Regions from separate parts of the Mus musculus genome. Here regions 1, 3 and 4 are each linked to region 2. The links are chromatin loops, found by intact Hi-C in ENCODE. Cell type or tissue: heart. All regions are shown on one strand.

Evidence for each region. Hi-C counts contacts between places; a loop is a spot of excess contacts. Peaks named below come from ENCODE experiments on the same cell type or tissue, not always from the same donor. Only the 100,000 strongest peaks of a DNase experiment are listed, where the experiment ranks them.
Region 1: it touches region 2 in a loop (2.1-fold over the local background); 2 of 42 quality-filtered maps call a loop at or near these places.
Region 3: it touches region 2 in a loop (9-fold over the local background); 6 of 42 quality-filtered maps call a loop at or near these places.
Region 4: it touches region 2 in a loop (5-fold over the local background); 4 of 42 quality-filtered maps call a loop at or near these places.

The regions. Positions count from the first base shown.
Region 1 is chr2:6,723,751-6,728,750 of GRCm38, forward strand. The region is part of intron 1 of Celf2 (CUGBP, Elav-like family member 2); the gene reads right to left. Among named protein-coding and RNA genes, the nearest start is that of Celf2, 160 kb to the right of the region's middle. In heart, a CTCF peak has its summit at 2,587; DNase peaks (open chromatin) are centred at 1 and 2,551.
Region 2 is chr2:6,434,095-6,439,094 of GRCm38, forward strand. All of the region lies in intron 14 of Usp6nl (USP6 N-terminal like), which reads left to right. Gm13388 (a long non-coding RNA gene) reads right to left here and starts at 3,510. Exons shown (of 4, transcript XR_373976.3): 1 at 2,422-3,510; 2 at 1,795-1,961. In heart, a CTCF peak has its summit at 2,188; no DNase peak of the experiment used is centred here.
Region 3 is chr2:8,377,665-8,382,664 of GRCm38, forward strand. No RefSeq gene overlaps it. Among named protein-coding and RNA genes, the nearest start is that of Gm30904, 35 kb to the left of the region's middle. In heart, a CTCF peak has its summit at 2,786; no DNase peak of the experiment used is centred here.
Region 4 is chr2:7,708,290-7,713,289 of GRCm38, forward strand. No RefSeq gene overlaps it. Among named protein-coding and RNA genes, the nearest start is that of Gm30904, 630 kb to the right of the region's middle. In heart, a CTCF peak has its summit at 2,965; no DNase peak of the experiment used is centred here.

The sequences.
Region 1 (5,000 bases), 290 kb after region 2:
CTTTTGGGACAGGAAGGACTCGTGGTTACTGCTGTTGACAACCAGCTAAATGAGAAGAGGAAGGTATTGCCACAAGTCTAAGCTAACAGAAAGCAGAAGTTGGACAATGACTCATATAGAGCAAGAGTTAGACTGCAGTACAGTTGTCTAATATCTAAACAAGAGTTCTGGAGTAAGCACTAACTAATGCTCACATCACAAATGAACATTCCTTTTATGTTTTCCCAAATAACAGAAACTAACGGAATCAAAGAAGGAAGGAAGCTGCCCAGAGCTCCTTTGGCCTTTCTATAGTAGAAAGTGCTTACTTCATGTCTCCCAGTTGGTTGTCCAACCTAACACCTTGGACCCCTTACCATTCAAAGGGCAAACACATGGGCTCTGTACTCGGACATCATAGCTTTCTACTGTGCTACTTTGAGCTTCAGATCCTTCATCTATAAAATGGCAACAACAGATAACACCTCATAGAGGCACATAGCCTAGAATGTTCTATAAATGTCTTGCTATTCTCACTGTGAATGCACTTCCTTTACATACTCACCACAAGTAATCACCATAATTCTATTTTTTACTTAAAAATTCTTTTGGTGTAAATCCAAACATGACTCATATCTTTAGTAATAATAGTATCTTATATATACCAATACTACACTATGTACATTACTTTTTTAAAAATTGGCCTTGGTTCTTTTTGTTTGTGTGTGTGTGTGTGTGTGTGTGTGTGTGTGTGTGTGTGTTTTCAGTCTTACTTTGTAGACTTGGCTGTCTGGCCTGAACTGGCTATATAGAACAGCCTGACGTTGAACTCACAGAGATCTGCTTGCTTCTGCTTAACAAGAGCTAGGATTCCATGGTGAACAACCACATCTGGCAGTGATTTACATTTTTTTTTCTTTTCTTGGTTTTTCGAGACAGGGTTTCTCTGTGTAGCCCTGGCTGTCCTGGAACTCACTTTGTAGACCAGGCTGGCCTCGAACTCAGAAATCCGCCTGCCTCTGCCTCCCAAGTGCTGGGATTAAAGGCATGCGCCATCACTGCCCGGCTACATTTTTAATCATTAAGACAACCCTATGAGAAAGTAGTTTTTCAAATGGCAACATCTGAGAAATAAGTTCCCTTCCTAAGGATACCAGATTATGAACTATAGTTAGAATCCAAATCTATGCCCCTGGGTCCCAAACTGCAAAGTATTTCTAATCCACCATGTGGCTAAACATTCGGTACAGTATGGCTTGAATGGAGTAAAGACAGCTCAAAACAAATCAAAGACAAATTCCAAAGCAAGTCTTACTGGGTTTCTTGAATCACACTCCCAAATAAAAACAGGAATGCTGGAAAAATGTACACACACCACTCCTCTATCTCTGGGAAACAAGCTGCAAACCACCCAGTTTATGAGCCTTTAAGGCTGCTTTGAAACCCACATCTTCTCAATTACCACATAAGAAGATCACCATCTGTCCAGAGCCTTTCTTCTCTACTTCTAGAAAGTCACTCGGATGAGTAGCTGCCACGTATCCTTTTTTATATCCCTTTTTGTCTGCCATCTTGCAAATGATCATTTGGAAAGTGTACAATAATTCTGTCTGTAGGAAAATGTAGTCATATAGTATACACTAAAACCACCACCAAACACTCCCAATCGAAAACATTTATTTTGGCTATTCATATGACAGTGACCCTCTTATTATTACTGCATCTTGGTGTATAATAATTTTGCTAACTTTGTTTTAATACACTTTAACTTCTCCTTTGGACTGAATCTTTTCTCTTGGCTGAAGAATATTTCTTTTGGAAATCTGGTGACTTCAGTTCTCATGTGGCTGTAGGGACAGAGACTTCCGAGTTAGCCAAAGATCATGTGTTAATCATGTTTTAAGTTAAGCTTTTGGGGGTTCTTGCCAGGGACCATAGGTATCCAAGGAACTTTCATAGAGAATTATAGATACACATACCCCCATCTCAGCCAAACCTTCTCCTAAGAGCTTTGTCAGAAAAGAGTCTGCATGACTTGGAATGCTAGGACTAGCTTGCTTTTCTTATTCCGTACTTTCCAAGGAACACAGTATAGTACAACTTTAGATTCAAATCTAAATAATATTAATAGAGGGCCTACCCTTTGCCAGAAACCTTTGCCAAGTATCTGACACACAATATCATAATAGCTCTTTGGAACCATCTTCATTTTAGAAATGAAGCAAATGAGGTCCACAGAAGTAAGGTGCCTTTCCCCAATGCAATCTCTGTAAGGAATCACACTATAAAATATGGATACAGTAAGATTTAAAAGCCAACTGTCTGCCCTTCTTGTTCTATGACCTCGACTTCTTTGGCGAAATCCTGAGGTAGTGGTGTTTCATGAGACTCTGTGGCCACTTGCAAACCTTGGACACAGACATATACGTCTGTGGGCACCTTGCCTGAAAACTTCAACAAGACCCTGAATACCAATTGTGTTTTGCCCTTGGCCCTCTAGGACAGGTGCCAAGTGGAATGGGAGCATAAGTCAGCGAGCACACGGTCAGAGACACTGCTGGCATGAGCCTCAGAGTCAGGATGGAAAGTGCCGCTACTGGAAGGGCCACTTGAGGGCTCACTCGCAGCTTCCAGCACTGCACTGACCTACTTCCCTACTCCATTTCCTAGCAAAAAGAAATCAGATCAACAGAGACCATGCACACCCATCCTTGCGTCCTCTGAGAAAGCAGAGTACCATTCAATAGAAGTGGCTCAATGGATTATTATTATTAACTTCAGGAAAACATTTTATAAGGTCTAAAAATTTTCAAGTTTCCTTTTCAAGACTGGAAGCAAAGAAACAGATTTTTGATTTTGTATTTTGTCCTGTATTTGTTTTCTATATTTAATTTCCTTTATCTCAAAAAAAGCAACAAACTTACAAAGCCAAAACTGCTATGAAAAAAAAAAATTCCTGCCTCTGAATACTGTTGTCTGAAGATAGCTGATCTTCTTGGTGTTAATAAATAATAATATTGTTCTTACCCTTTTATTTGTTTGGTTCTTACCTTACTGTTTTTATTTTTGGGATGAGTGCACTGGTTCAACCGTGCTGATAGAAATGATCCCCATCTCTATACCCCTATCACTAGCACTGCAGTATGCCAGGCAGTAGCTACATATTGCTACTGAGTACTCAACTATGGTTAAGGCAACGATATAAACACATTTTTATTAATTTTCTTTAGGTAGCTCTAGAAAGAAATATACCTTCTTTCCTCCTTTTAAAACACTAGTTAGAGCTGAGACTCACTTAAACATATTATTCTGAGGGAGCCGTTTTGAAAATACTATTAAAGCCGAGTTGCCTAACCATAAGCAGATAATGGGCCAAAGGAGCTGGCCTTGGCTCAGCATCAATTTAACTGTGTGCCCTCAAGGAAAATCAAACACTCCTCTGTACCTCATTCATCCCACTGTAAACCAAAGAGAACAATAGTAATTTAATGTTATTTAAACATCAATTATAATATATGGTTATAATTTCTACAAAAGGCTATAAAAATATAAATACTTGTATTCATATAAATACTTGCATTAATGTTTATAAAAATATGCTATCTCCAGTGTGTTGGATGCAGAGAATGACTTACTGAAAAGATAATTTAGATAGTATAACCAGCTGCTTGAAACTTTGGTATAATTCCACATCCTGTGTCTAATTTAATCCCCAAAGCTCAAGGCATATACATACAGGCCAGAGTGTTAACAAGGTGTCATGTATGCTGTGGGGAGCAACACAGGCTTAGATGGAACTGTTAGTGGCCAACTGCCAAGGGTGCTACCAAAGAGCCATCTCTCTCAATATGTCCCAACATTCTTCCTAACAAAATGAGCTGCACCTCACCATTTCGGTCAGCTGACAAAGCCACTCTTTACACGGGTTTAGGAATAATTGTCTAATACCACGTGTACTTAAGAGAGAGCGCACAAAAGACGAGACTGTTTGGTTGTCATGGAAAGCTATCCAGGACAGAGCTGCATAAGGCAACAGAGGAAGAGAGGACTGGCAATGTGTCTGGTGCTTCTAGAAGGCTACAGGATGGGCATGAAATTCAGCAGTACGTGTCCATGTGGGCAATGTTGGTCATTTAAAAAGAACATTATCTTCTCCACAGAATGGCAACATGGTAACCAGGAGCCAGGCAAAAACACCATATAGAGTCTTTAGAAGCCACAGCTACCCACATGTGTCCTAACTGTAGCTAGGTTGTTACATAAGATGTAACTATAATGATGCTCCTGTATTTACTTGGAAGACACTGTTATCTCTGACCATGTAGAGCAGAACCTTTTGAATTACAGGCATGTCAATTATAAAATAAGGGCCTACATTCTCTGGGGTGAAATGGCACCATATCAGCAACCAAAAACTTCATGGAAGATTAGCTGGAATAAATAATACTCAAAATATCTGAAGGAGATAAAAATTCCTTTTCGATCATCAAATTTTAAGTAAATTAGCTTGTGTTATTCTGAAGGAAAATTCAAGGTTACTTTATGTACACGTACATGTAATATTGCTTGTCCATAAGATTTTTACAAAAAATGAGGGAAGGATCCCAATAAAGGAACTAGAGAAAGCACCCAAGGAGCTGACGGGGTCAGCAACTCTAGGAGGAACAGCAATATGAACTAACCAGTACCACCAGACCTCGTGACTCTAGCTGCATATGTAGCAGAGGATGGCCTAGTCAGCCATCACTGGGAAGAGAGGCCCCTTGGTATTGCAAACTTTATATGCCCCAGTATAGCAGAATGCCATGTCCAGGAAGTGGGAGTGGGTGGGTTGGGAAGCAGGGGGAGGGGGAGGGTATAAGGGATTTTCTGAGGGGAAACTAGGAAAGGTGATAGCATTTGAAATGTAAATGAAGAAAATATCTAATAAAAAAAATGAGGGGGAAAGAAATGTCGTAAGAGTATATAGGATAGATGGAAGGCACCCAGAGGCCCGCCTGCTGCATGGCCCACCCAGAGCA
Region 2 (5,000 bases):
ACCTCTGAGTTCTTCCAGTTTCTGTGTTTTTTTGGCTGTGGTAAAATTGTCAACATTCGCTGATACTTAGTTATTTAAAATCTATTCTGTGCAACTGCTGGAGCTGAATCAGCTACAGGAAAGTTTATGAAGTTGTATGTTTTGGAGACGTTGTGAACATTTCTCAGCAGCATCAGTTAAGCTGGGGCCACTGACTCCTGTGCTGACTCCTTCCTTAGGATGCTGGGCAGGTGGTGACGAGCGGCCAGACGCGTCTAGGGAAGGCCAGGTCTTCAAGAGAAAGCCCAAAGCCTTTATTTAGTTGACGGAGAAATAGCTTTTCATTCTCCACTCTCTCCTTCCTCCCCTTCCAGCACTGCGGGGTGACGTCACAGTCCAGTTTTTAGCGGTTTTGCCCATTCTTTATTTGCATTATCAGCTCAGCTTTTCCTAACATCTTTTTGGAATATATTTATTGATAACATTTGCTTTTGTGTTTCTTATGGTCTTTAAGGACAATTTTTCTGCACATGTTTTATTTAGACTTTTAAAATTAGTATTTTATTTATTAAAGTCCAGATTAAAATACCTAGGGCTTTTTTTTATTGTTTTTGTTTCATTTTAAAAAGTTAGATCTAGTAATTTTAACATTTTTCTAAAGAATTTAGTAAATGTTTGGTTCTATTTACAAATAACTACAACTATTTTATTTTCGATTGAGTTTATACATTTATTATATCCAACTTCCTTTCAGCATATCAATGTTTTACATTGGGAACAAATCTTGTGTGGCTATAAAATAACTGATGTCTTCTGGGCAGCAGCTCGGTGGTGCAGCGCCTGCCCTAGCACTGGGAAACAGAGCAACCTAAAAAGAACTCGGAACCCTTCATCCCTAAGACGGTGCTGGGTCTTAATTTTCCTGATGTACCAATGCTATCTGTCTGTGTATTAAAAACTCAAAAGTTCAAATCAGGAACTCATTTACATATGTTAAATTGGTACAAAAAAGGCCAACTGTAGCCAAATCCTCTTTAATATTTTTAATATATATAAATAATAGAAAAAATAGATTATTTAATTAAAAATCCAGTGTCAATCAGGTGCTTGCTTCCTTTAAACTTCTCTATGTTTAAGTCTGGATCTTCAGGTGTTGAAATATGTTGGTAAGTGTGAGGACTGGGGTTATAGTGGACGTGCATTCTGGCATTCTTGAGTTCTTAGCAGTGACCCTAACTGAGCCTGCTCCCACTTTGCTCGCTTGCTCGCTTGTCTGCTCTCTCTGGGTTGGTGCCCTTTTGATGGTTTTACATGAAGCCTAGACGCCAGCCCCACTCTTTATTGTTTACTTCTGGCCCTTCTTTTTGAGGCAACCTAATAGAAATTTGTGTTACTTTATTTATTATTTGGTAGAACCGTGAATGATTTTCATTGTCGTTATATATCATTATTACTAATCTATAGATTATAGATGGGGAAACCTTGTGTTCAAAGTTAAATACTTGTCCAGGGTCATTTTGGCTGATTCTAGGAGTGATTCCAGATCAGAGCTGTTTATTATTCAAAAGTCGCATCTGCTGCTGTGACCAGAGATGGCCTGAGTTTAGAGGGAAGCGCTCTTTGGCATTAATTGCCTTTGTATATACACTTCTTCAGCATTTAGTTCTTGGGCTTCCTCCATTAGCTGTCTCTGAATCCATCCGACCTACGCTTGCACACTGTAAGTTAGTTTACATGCTGTGACTTAGGCGGTGCTACTCACTCAAAGCCTTCTCAGCCTGCCCACAGGACCCCACGGCCCTGGAACGTGCTCACCTGTGCTTGGTGTTTCTGCATTCAGCTGGCCAATCGCTTTTGGTGCTTACACACTCACTAATGTGTGTCCTTTAGGTGCAGAGACCACACCTCAGCATCTTCAGCTCTGAAGGTGTGTCTGGCACATAGCAGGCAGGCTTTTGACGTTCTCTTTGAGATAGTCGAATCTGTATAGAAAAGGTTAGCACAAAACATACTTGAGGGTACTGAGGCATCCTTTCTCGTGTTTGTACACGTCAGTCAGTTTCATTGTATGTCAAACACTGTGTTCTTGCAATGTGGAAGTAGTAGGAGGCTCCCCAGAAGACGGCAGGAGAAGTACTTCCTAAGTACATCTCTGAGTGGGTTCAAAGAGCCACTAATGCCTCCACCCTGTAGTAGAGTGTGGTGTCCACTGGGTGGTGACAGAGACCTGAGTAAGGCCAGAAATGGACCGGCCTGAGGAGACAGAAAAAGAGACCCTTTCACCTTCCTGGGAAGTTACACTACTATTGGCATTTTGGAGCTTTTAAAGAGAAAAATGCTAAACAAACAAACAAAAACAAAGAAGAAGTAAACATTTGTGTTTTGTCCTAAATTGTATTAAGTTACCTTCTTGTGGGTGGGGAGAAGATAGTCAGGGCTTACATGACTGAAGAGAGGGGAAAAGCCACTGATACGATGTCCTCACACAAAGCTCTGCGAGTGCATGGCTGGAGCTCACCTGTGCTCTCAGGAAGGAGGAGGGAAAAGTACACTTCTGACATGAAGCTGAGCAGAAACATCAGAAGGTGCAAAGCCACATTCCTCTGTTCATTGAGAAGGTCTCTGTTTGAAAGCTGTGGCGAGGGGCGGTAAATACTGACTTAGAAACGCCCACATAATGACGTAATGCGTCTGCTGTTATGTGACCTGTGCTTGAGTCTGCTGAGCATGGGTGCTTGGAGGAATGAGGACATAGGGCATGAGTTAACCCAGAGATCGCGTGCGCACGTGTGCGTCTGAGTGTCCACAGATTTACTTAAGTCTACTTTTGTGATAGAAAATACTTAGAACATAAAATCATACTTGGTAGTGACATTTGTTGCTCCTATGAGATGCACACAGTATTTCCTTGGCCCAGTAAAAGTTGCATACTTAATCTTCACTAAGAAAGGAGGGAGGGAGGAAGGAAAAAAGAAAAGAAAATCACCTTTGCTTGGAAATCATGTAGATTTGTCTCCTTAATTTCATTATAACAGAGGTCAGATTGCTTGACAGAGAAGCTGTGGGTTTGGTCTGGCTGCTGGAACTGAAAGGCCTTTGAGCCATCGTTTAGAACCTGCTTCTGAGAGGGGAGCTCTGCTAGATATAAAGAACGCATGCACTGCGAGTGTGGTTGCCCTGCTGAGATTCATGGGAGCACTACAGTTGTAGTGTAGCCCAACAGTCAGTCAGCAAGTGTTTCTGGAAGCCGTCTGCCGATGCCACCGTCATAGCCTGTGCTGGTCTGGATGAGCCTGACTCCTGTAGGCTCATAGATTTGGATGCTTGGTCCCCAGTTAATGGAACTGTTTGAGAAGGATTAAAAGCTGTGGCCTTAATCCTGTCACTTAGAGTGGGCTTTGAGGTTTCAAAAGCTCATGCCAGGCCCAGTCACTGTCTCTCTGTCTGCTGTCTGCACCTTGCTTACCTTGTTTCCACCATGATGATAATGAACTGACACTGATAATGAACTGTAAGCAAAGCCCCAGTAAATGCTTTCTCTTATAAGAGTGGCTTTGGTGGTGCTGTCTCGTCACAGCAATAGAAGAGTAACTAAGACGCAAGCCATGCCTTAAGTATCCCTTAGCCTGGGCACACACAAGCATAGCTTTCTGGCCCAGACACTGAGAGGCCCCTCCCTTGCTGCGAAGGACTCTGGGCTAGCTTGCTTCACTGCTTTTAACATTTAGAGAAATTGATTTTTAAGCACTTATAATCTTAGGAGGCACTTTTCTTATACTCCTGTCTGCTGCCTCCTTATTGAAAAATTGTACTGGAGCAAAAAGGCCATGACCTCTAAAGGTTTTGTGCATTTCATATATTTGCCATGTGCCTTCTGCACACAGGGACCTAATGAGGGCTTGCCATTTAGCAGATATTATATGTTCTATGTTCTATAGTAGATAATTTTGTGGATGTTTTTACTCAGTGTTCCCCACTGTCAGTGTGGGCATGTGCCGTTGCTCTGAAGGAATACGAAAGGGGAAGCCACTGGGCAGTGGGAAGACTTCTTTTGGATTGCCTGAAATTGTGGTTGCAGAGGCTGTAAACTGTCATGTGGGTGCTGGGAATCGAATGCCCGCCCTCTGGAAGAACAGCCAGTGATCTTAACTGCTGAGCCTCTCTCCAGTCTTATCCCCTTCAACCTTACACAGTGCGCAGGGGGATCCACCGGGCTGGAGAGGCGGCTAAGCTGGTGAAGGCTAGACTCACACCAAAAGTCGGTTTTCCTTCCATATACTAATCTACTTACTTAAATGTAAAGTGTGAGGCAAAAACTTTTCTTGTTCTTTATACTGAAAATAAACTTTCCTGCACCTGTCTAGAGTTTCAGCCTAAATCTTTCTCTTGCTTGCAGTTGGATGTCACGTCAATGTGTGTACAAATCTAGTGTCTCAGGCCTTCACCACAGTAGACTGTGGGAAGCGGGTGGGTGCTGGCGTCAGCTTTGGGTTGAGCTCTGTGTCTGCTCCGTGCTGGCCGTGAACCCTTGAGCAACTTCATCTCTGCCTCAGTTTCCTCCCCTAGGAGATCATGAAGTCATGTGCCTGTTGTCAGTGTTGTGTCACAGTGTTGACTGATACACAGGGATTAATTACTTAATGAATGTCAACAATTGTGACTGTTGTCATTGTTGCTTATTATTACAATTTAAGTCTACACCACTATTTAAAGTAACTGCTATGCTATACCTCAGATTATAACTCATCTGTTGAAAAGTTTCTAGAGTTTTTCAGTTAACTCAGGACAAACTACCCAGTCCTCTGTGTTGTGTTTTTGGCCTCCTCATGGGGCCTGTCTGCCTTGTTCAGAGAGAGGGTCTTGTTCTTAAGGGCTCTCCTTCCTGTTCTGCGCCACCTACTCCTGATTTTTAATTGTTTTTACCACTTTAGTTTTCCTGTTTTTTGTTTTGTTTTGTTTGGATTGGCTGGGACTGGATTGGGTTGGAATGCTGGTGATGGGAACCAGGACCTGCCTTCCAC
Region 3 (5,000 bases), 1.9 Mb after region 2:
TGTGGATTAGTGTTGCTTCTTTGGTTGGTCTGTAAGCTTAAGGCCCAAACTAGGAGAGACAAGGTGGTTATTGCCCAGGCACTTGCAGCTCTAGAACATGGTGCTTCCCCTGATATATCTATGCTTAAGCAATAGGTCACTGGCCACTCCGCTCTTGCACCCCACGAGGCTAGTCTCATTGCACGGGATAGAGTGAGTGTGCTTCAGCAACCCGAGAGAGTTGCACGGCTAAGCACTGCAGTAGAAGGGCCCTGCGGCATATATGAGCCTATTCTAGGGAGACATGTCAATTTTCAAGAAGGTTGAGTGTCCAAGCGTCCTTCTCCCCAGGAAAAACGACACGGGACCAGACCAGGACCCCTCTGGGTGATGAGCCTGGAAGGGGGTTATGTGTACAGCTCCTTTACCTGCACACTGGGGATTTGACCTCTATCTCCACTCTCAATAATATGGGTGGCCTATTGCTCTTATTAAAAGGAAAGGGGGAGATGTGGGGAGCCGCACTCACATTTACCATTACAAGATAGCGCTGACAGCTGTGTTCTAAGTAGTAAATAATCTGCACATGTGCAGGGGCAGTTTTCCCGCCATGTGCTCTGCCTTTCTCGTGATGACAACTGGGCCGATGGGCTGCAGCCAATCAGGGAGTGACACGTCCTACGTGGAGGATAATTCTCCTTAAAAGGCACAGGGTTCTGGCACTCCCTCTCTTCGCCTCTTCGCCTCTTCGCCTCTTCGTCTCTTCGCCTCTTCGTCTCTTTCTCTCCCTCTCTGCCCCTCTCTCTGCCTCTCTCTCTGCCTCTCTCTCTCTCTTTCTCTCTGCCTCTCTCTGCCACGCTCTTCCTCTCTTGCTCCTGAGTAAGCAATAAAGCTTTGCTGCAGAAGATTCTGGCTTGTTGCGTCTTTCCTGGCCGGTTGCGAACGCGCGTAAGATATCCTCATTTAATAAGACTATCTCATGTCTCATATGTCTCATATATTCTTATTTAATATTCTCTTCAATAATTACACCCACATACATACACACGCACACACGTATATATACAAGACTACATAACAGCCTTCAGAGAGCTTTAATGAGAAATCATCAAAATGTCACATCATAAATGGAGCATAAAGCTGCCCTTTCTCTACTAATATGGAAAGATGATTAGCAAAACAATGCGGCCCACATCACAGAGCTTTTGCACTCGGAAGCTAACTGTCAATGACGACACATCTGGCATGCCTAAAGTAAACAAACAAACAAGCAAAGAACGAGAATACAGTTTAACAAAACACCCATGGAAGGAGTTACAGACACACAGTTTGGAGCTGAGACGAAAGGATGGACCATTTAGAGACTTCCATATCCCGGGATCCATCCCATAATCAGCCTCCAAATGCTGACACCATTGCATACACTAGCAAGATTTTGCTGAAAGGACCCAGATATAGTTGTCTCTTGTGAGACTAAGCCGGGGCCTAGCAAACACAGAAGTGGATGCTCACAGTCAGCTATTGGCTGGATCACAGGGCCCCCAATGGAGGAGCTAGAGAAAGTACCCAAGGAGCTAAAGGGGTCTGCAACCCTATAGGTGGAACAACAATATGAACTAGCCAGTACCCCCCCAGAGCTTGTGTCTCTAGCTGCATATGTATCAAAAGATGGCCTAGTTGGCCATCAGTGGAAAGAGGCCCATTGGTCATGCAAACTTTATCTGCCTCAGTACAGGGGAACGCCAGGGCCAAGAAGTGGGAGTGAGTGGGTAGGGGACTTTTGGGATAGCATTGGAAATGTAAATGAAATAAATACCTAATAAAAAATAAACAAAATAAAAAAATGATGCTTCCAAAGTTCCTCAACTATCAAGACACTAGGGCATACGCAGTTGAAGTTTATGTCTTCTGGAAGCTTTGTGTGCACTTCTCAGATGCTCCTCTGAATTGCAACAGAAAATACAAGACTATTAATAATGATGTCTTAGCTGTTGTCCACAATCATAGAATTTATGTTTACCTCGGGGCACTGGCGAGGACTTTCATGAGAATACTAGTTTACAAGCTATTTTAAGTTTTGTCACATAATGTGTCAATCCATGTGGCAGCTCACATTTTAATACTAATTGATGGGGTACATTCTTAAGAAGTGTTATTATTCATGTTGGCTAATTCTCAACTAACCAGGTGGCACACATTCAGATTATACGTTCAATTACTTCAGAAAGCTGTTTGTCTTCAGTTTCTGTCACCAGCCAAATGTTTCTTTGTCTTATATGTGTAATGAATTTTTATGATGATTATAGAACCATAAATCACCATGATTTTGACCTACTGCAACATGTTTTTTCTCTGCCAACTATCACTTAATTCATAAATTTATGATTTCCAAATACCATGAAATGATTTTAAAAGTCGGTGCTTTGAAGATAATTTATATAGTTGCTACAGGTATATGTAATTCAAATTTAAAGATTATGTTCTTTCCAATAAATCCCATCAGTATGAAAGTGGGTACAATGTCAGGCAAAAACAATGCAGAATTATTTCCATCTTCTTAAAGATATTTTTGTTTGGAATAATAAAAGACATTTTTTCCCATGAAAAAATTTCTCAGCAAAAAGGTGAGAGATAATTTTTATTATAATTTCCTTCCAAAAATACCAACCTCGCTGACATTTTACTTCACATTTCAGCTATAAATTTAGGTTTTAGAAGTGAGGCTTTAAAAGTACTCTGTTTCAGTGAAAATTTCACTGTAATGCTAAATGGGTTGCCATGCCTTGAGCAACAGCTCCCTCTATGGTCCATCATCACCCAGGTAATGACTGTGCATCTTCTGCAACACCATAGGCCCTTCCTTCTATGACCAATACTCTCCTAGATACAATGCTAAGATGATACTGAACATTAGCAGGCTAGGTTTTTCTTTCCTTTTTCCCCTTCAAAATGCATCTTATTGCTTATAATTCTGTTATTCTGTTTATTGTTAGATGTGATTTACTCAATTACAATTTTAGTTATATTTCATACATACAACTTGATCCTTATGCAATAAAGAATCAGAGTTATGGGGAACAATCACAGATTGGATAAATTTCTGTTTATCTGGTCATAGATTTTCAATTGTACTGATGTTTCAGTACAATTATGTGTATGTAAATGTATTCACATTTCTTTAGAAATGTCATGTTATAGATTTCATTTTAAATATTGTCTACAGTGAAAAAATAAAATCATATTTAACTGTAAGTCCTAGAAAAAAGCCCTACATTTATATACAAGAAAACCCTTTATATACAAGTAGTACATCTAAGACTCAAGAACCCATCTGTTACCAGGAAATGTTAAACTGGGGAAACATTTTGAAATAAAGTACAAAAAGGGCAACTGGTTTTTAAAGGGAAAGGAAATGTATATAAGAAGAAGGGGCTGAGGCTTCTTTTATTCTGGCCTCTTCTAACATAACAAAGCAACTCTGAAAGGTTTATAGTGTTGTATGGGAAACTTCAGGGAAAGTAGTGGCTCAAACTGAAGTATCAGCTGGCTTTGTTGGAGAGATTAGAACCATAGAAAGAGAACCAACCTGTTCCTTATCTGATACCTGCATCATCACCCTACTTTGGAATCTTCCATTCAATAGTGGTAGAAGTTACATAGACATCATGTTAGGCAGAACTACATTCCAACTATATTATGTTACTATTCTGCATTGGATGACAAGTCAACAAGTTTCCTAGTAACAGATGGGTTGTTGAGTCTTAGATGTACTACTTGTATATAAAAGGTTTTCTTGTATATAAATGTAGGGCTTTTTTTCTAGGACTTAGAGTTAAGTATGATTTTATTTTTTTCACTGTAGACAATATTTAAAATGAAATCTATAACATGACATTTCTAAAGAAATGTGAATACACTTACATACACAGAGAGAGAGAGACAGAGAGACAGAGACAGAGACAGAGAGAGAGCACTAGAGAGGGTAAGGGAGAGATAGAAAAGACATTGTATGAGAGACAATTTGGAATAAAATTTTATTCTAAAACAAATATTTGTAACCACACTGAAAATGAATTAATTTACTCAATTTCTTATTCAAATTATTCCCACAGTCACCTAACTGAATTAAATATTTTCTATCTACTTTAGCATCAAAATCTGTGGAGTTGAAGTTACAGGTGGGTCTGGATACCATATATGAGTGCTGAGAACTGAACTAGGGTCCTTTGCAAGAACAGTATGTTCCGATAATCACTGTGTCATCTCTCTCTCCCTCTCCTCTTATAGCTGAGACATAAACTTGAAATGTAACCAAGAAATGCATGGCTCCCAAGATTTCACTCCTTCCTTTTTGTCAGTATTCATTTTCATTTTCTATGTGTATGAGTATTTTGCTTGTATGTATACATGTGCACTGCGTTTGTGTGTGTGTGTGGGGGGGGGGGGTAAAGAACAGAGTCTTTAAAGAACAGAGTCTAGTAAAGAACATCAAATCTTTTGGATCTGAGCTTAGAAATTATTGTTAGCTCATCACTTTGTACTAAGAACCAACATGGGTCCTCTACAAGTGCAGCTAGTTTTTTTAACCTCTAAGCCATTTCTACAGCCCCAAAGATGGCTTCTTTCTTTTTTAACCTTCTTGCAATATTGTCTACTTTTTCTTGTGACATTGTCGCCTTTTGTTTGAATCGGCTCCAAAACATGTATTTAGACAATATATCACATATGTTATAGGTAAACACACTTATATAAACAATAATAATTTTATAATTTTTCTGTATAAATTCTTCTAGAGTAAAAAACATTTGTCAAGTTGCTCAAAGAACGTGCTTAAAAACAAAAGTGACTTTCACAATGGAAAGCTACACAGCCATGCCCAAGAACAGAAAATATAAATATATTTCATAATGACCATCAGAAAATGCAAAGAACACATATACACATATGAAACATGCAGAGAGAGGAACGAGAAATCTTTGGAATTTTGTAAATACATTATTGGAGAATTAGACTTGGGTGCC
Region 4 (5,000 bases), 1.3 Mb after region 2:
CACTCCCATACTTGACCTCCATCTTGAAATGAATTCTCATCTCTTTCTTATTATTCACATTTTTATTAAAGAAAAAAATTTATTTTTTTTAAACATCTGAAGGTTTTATTTTGTTCTGGCTTTCAATGGAGGTACAGCATATCAGATTAAGATGGTAAAGGATAAACTTAACTGGAAAAGTAAGGAATAGAATATTCCATGTTAATTTTAGTAAAAAAAAAAAATACTACTAAAAGAAGTGAAACTGAATCTACTAAACTTCCTCTCTCCTTTCCTACCATTGATGAATATCAGCCAGTTAACATCGTTTGTCATTTATGACGTTGGATTTTTGTTGCTGGGATTCTTTCACTCTAGATTTTAAAGATAGGACCAATTCCTAGAAGACCTTCATCGGAATGTATGCTCTGACTCCCAGGAAGAGCTCAGGATGAGTACAAAAGCTACACAGAGGTGAAGAATAGAGCTGATGAGATGCACAGTTCAACATCCAATCTTTGAAATTTGCTTGGACTATTCTCAATTGAGAAGGATTTGCTTTCTAGTTTATTGCAACTGGCCTCATCCCAGGGCACCTGTCCACCATGATGCTATGCTAAATACCCTTCAAAGAGAATTTCTAATTGACATAATCTGTTTGTTAGCCAACATTGTCATTGTATAATCTTTTTTTTAAATATTTTTATTAGGTATTTTCCTCATTTACATTTCCAATGATATCCCAAAAGTCCCCCATACCCTCCCACCCACTCCCCTACCCACCCACTCCCACTTTTTGGCCCTGGCGTTCCCCTGAACTGGGGCATATAAATTTTGCAAGTCCAATGTGCCTCTCTTTCCAGTGATGGCCAACTATGCCATCTTTTGATACATATGCAGCTAGAGTCTTAAGCTCCAGGGTACTGGTTAGTTCATAATGTTGTTCTACCTATAGGGTTGTAGATCCCTTTAGCTACTTGGGTACTTTCTCTAGCTCCTCCATTGGGGGCCATGTGATCTATCCAATAGCTGACTGTGAGCATCCACTTCTGTGTTTGCTAGGCCCTGGCATAGACTCACAAGAGACAGCTATATCTGGGTCCTTTCAGCAAAATCTTGCTAGTGTGTGCAATGGTGTCAGCATTTGGAGGCTGATTATGGGATGGATCCCTGCATATAGTTTTCTTTTTATTCTTTTTTTTTTTTCAATTTGGCATACTTACTTTTACTTTATGTGCATTGATGTTTTGCCTGTATGTTTGTCTGTGTGAGGGTGCTGTACTTCCTGGAACTGGAGCTACAGACATGGAGAACTGCCCTGTGAGTGCCAGGAACTGAACCATGGAGCTCTGGAAGAGACGCTAGTGCTCTGAACCTCTAAATCATCTCTCCAGCTTCTTTGACTTTATTCCTTTGCTTCCAAAATAAATTACTATAGATCCATATACTTCTATCACCCACTTCCTGTAGTTTTGCACTTGGAAATATTCAATTTGAATCTACTTGCTTTCCACATATATTTAAGTTCCCTAGGCTTATATTTAGTAAATTTCTTCATTTATTTATTTCTGTGAACTGTTGAATTTATTTTCTAGTATATCATTCAATGGTTTTATAATTTTTTTCTCTAATATCTTTCCTGTACCTTTTTACATGTCCTTTGGTTAGTCACATATAATCTTCTAAATTTCACTCCAAAAATAGTATGCCTTAAGTAGTCATAAAACTTAAAAATAAGTTCATTTCCCCATGTGTTTTCTTGCTTAATATTAGACATTTAAAATGTAAAAATACCCACAGTTCTTCAAAAAATATTTTTGTGTATTAATAGGTCAACTAAAATCTTATTAATATGTGAGGATATGTACACAACAAACATTTCTCACATATCTCTCATTTCTCTGTGCTGTCATGTTTCTTTAAAAATCTTTGGGTAAGGATGTAGTTTAGCATTCATACTTTCCTAGGAGTACAAGGAGTTTGATCAACAACAAAAACATAATAAAAATTTAAAATGCCCCCTTTAATTCTACTTCTTAGGTAATCTTAAATGTTGATTTGAAAGATGGTTACAACACAAATCTGAAAAGGTGGGATTTATTACATAGAATATAATAAATTTTGTTCTTTTCAACTGATTCTTGTTGGAGAAATAGTAAAAAGCCCAGTAGAATTAATTTTACTGGAATATAGAAAACATAGACATCAGTAGATTTGTCTTAATGGGAAGCTAAAAGAAAAAAAACATGAAAATAAATATAATCTTAAAGGCATAAAGAAATGAGCAAATGGATATAAGAATGGCAAAATAGCAACTTGTATTTGACGTGGTGCTAACAGTTGGGCTGCTTTGAAATGGTAACATGATTATGACAGCCAGTGAAATCATGGAGCATGTGTGTCCAGCAGACAGTGACTGCAGCTCATTTAATTGGTGCTATATGTAAAATGTAGCACAAAACATTAAGTCTGAAAAGGTGAGATGCAAGCAGAGCAGAAGGTGCCAGAAATGAGGGGAAAAAAACTTCTCCTGTTCATTGGCAAATAATAGCTGTGGAGTATAAATTATTTGAGAAAGTGAAACCTCTTGTTTTTATCTTTCCTTCTCTTGACATTTCAAAAATGGAAGGATGACTTCAAGCAGACAGGAGGAACTGAATATCAGTATTTGAGCTCCAAGGGGAAAAGAGACTCTGATGCCCTCCATCCTTGGTAGGAACTGAATCAGAGATTCTTATACAAATGTGAAAGGTTCCACTGAAGGTGGTCTCCAGCCAGCAAAGGAATAGTTCCGAGGGATAGAGGCCCAAGGTTTTGCTCTCTTATGTACTTCTTGAAGTTAGCATACAGAGTGACTAGAAAATAATTTGAAATTGCAAGTATGCACATATTCATATATAATATCATAGATTAATAATATGTGTTTGTGACATACAGTTTGTATTGCTCAATCCATGTACCACTGTAACTCTGTCACCACCTGGTGACAGATTGCTGAAATTTTAGCTTTGTTTATGATGCATTAGTTTACAACATCATAGCTTCATCTGACAAGGAAGATGAGGTTTGTAGACAAGAGATTGTTGTTTCCAGTGGTGCACAAGGGGAGATGAGGCACAATTTTATACAGAATTCTGTCTGCACCATTAGATTTATCTATAGCTAAATTCTGCTGCAGGTTAAGAATCTTTAATCCAAAAAAAAAAAATAAGTGGAATTTGAAACACTCTGAAACCTGAAACATTTTTCAGTGACATAATGTGCCAAAATATTCAGACTTTGGAGCATTTCAGATTTGCAGCTTATGGTGGGTAGCAAGCAGGACCAGAGAATTCAAGCTCCCATGTTTATTCTCATTGATTTCAGATATTACACAGGTTGTCATCTACATTTATCTACAGTTTAGTTCTACCACTATGAAAATTCATCTATTACTCCTACCATCAGTATTACACACACACACACACACACACACACACTCCTCTCATTCCAATATGTTGAAAATCAAGAGTAACATAGAGACTTACTAAATTATCTTTTTGTTGTGATACTAAACATTATCATGCCTCAGCTACTTGTAAGTGTATTTCTTCTCTCTCTCTCTCTCTCTCTCTCTCTCTCTCTCTCTCTCTCTCTCTCTCTCTCTCTCTCTCTCTCTCTCTCTCCCTCTCTCTCTCTCTCTCTCTCTGTGTGTGTGTGTATGTATGTGTGTGTGTGTTCCTGTGCTTGTACATTTGCTTGTTTGATTGCATGCATGTGTGCAACACAGCCTATGTATGGAGGTTAGAGAATGTGGGTCCTTGTTGTAGGACCCTGCTGCTGATTCAGTTGCATGCTGTTGCAGTTCACCATGTCCAGATAACTTTCTGAGCTGGGTACAGAATGGAGGACTCCCTTCCTTCAGAGCTTCCAGATCTCTACCTAACCTTATTTGGGAGATATCCCTGAGCTCAAATACTTGGCTTTTCTGGCATGTGACCTTTGACCTTTGCAAGTGCTTCATCCCCTGACCCCAACTACCCACTGATGATCTTATAATAATTAGGTACTGTACACCTATCCAGATGATAGGACCTTTTGGCCTAATGCAAATGAATCATACTATGAATACCTACCAGGCAATTCCTTAGTTATTGGCTTCTTCCTATATATTCCCATCACCCCTGGAATAAAGTTGAGGTGCCTCTCTGAACCCGATCTCAGAAGTCTGTCATTTCATAGTGTTCATGGACCATCCAAATCCTGATCCTTTCTTCTGCTTTCTTTGTACTTGAGGGGCCATTGGCCAACATTCCCCTGGGAAATAGAGATCTACAGGAATTCATCTTCCACCTTGTTTTTGAAAGGGTCTCTTTGTTTTTTTCTTTGTGTAAACCATACTGGCTGGCCCATGAACATCTGAGAATTCTTTTGTCTCTGTTTCTTAAGTCCCTAAAAGAGTGCTAGACATAAAAACACATATCCAGCCTTCATGTGTGTTTTGGGAATTTAGGCATAGGTCTTCATGCTTGTGTGACAAAAAATGTATACCACTAAGCCTGAGTTTATAAACGTCTCTTTTGGGGGGGGGTTGAGACAGGGTTTCTCTGTATAGCCCTGACTGTCCTGGAACTCACTTTGTAGAACAGGCTGGCCGTGAACTCAGAAATCCTCCTGCCTCTGCCTCCCGAGTGCTAGGATTAAAGGCATGTGCCACCATGCCCAGCATAAACATCTTTTTTTCTTCTTTTTTATTATAGAAATGCAAATTATTATAGGGATTAAATCTTTTTATGTTAGATTTTGCATTTTTTTTAATGACAACACTAGTGTTTTATGTCAGTTACCCACATAGGCAAGATTCATTAAGCACAAGAAGGAGGGAAGGCAAGAAAAAAATAAAGAAAAACAAACAACAAATGAGGTAGGTCAGTTTAGAGGGTATTTAATAATCAGATGAAAAACATTAACTTACTTATTTTTCAGAGAAAACTTAGGTTTGTGGAACAGGCAGACATAAGAGGTTGGGCAGACATTACTCT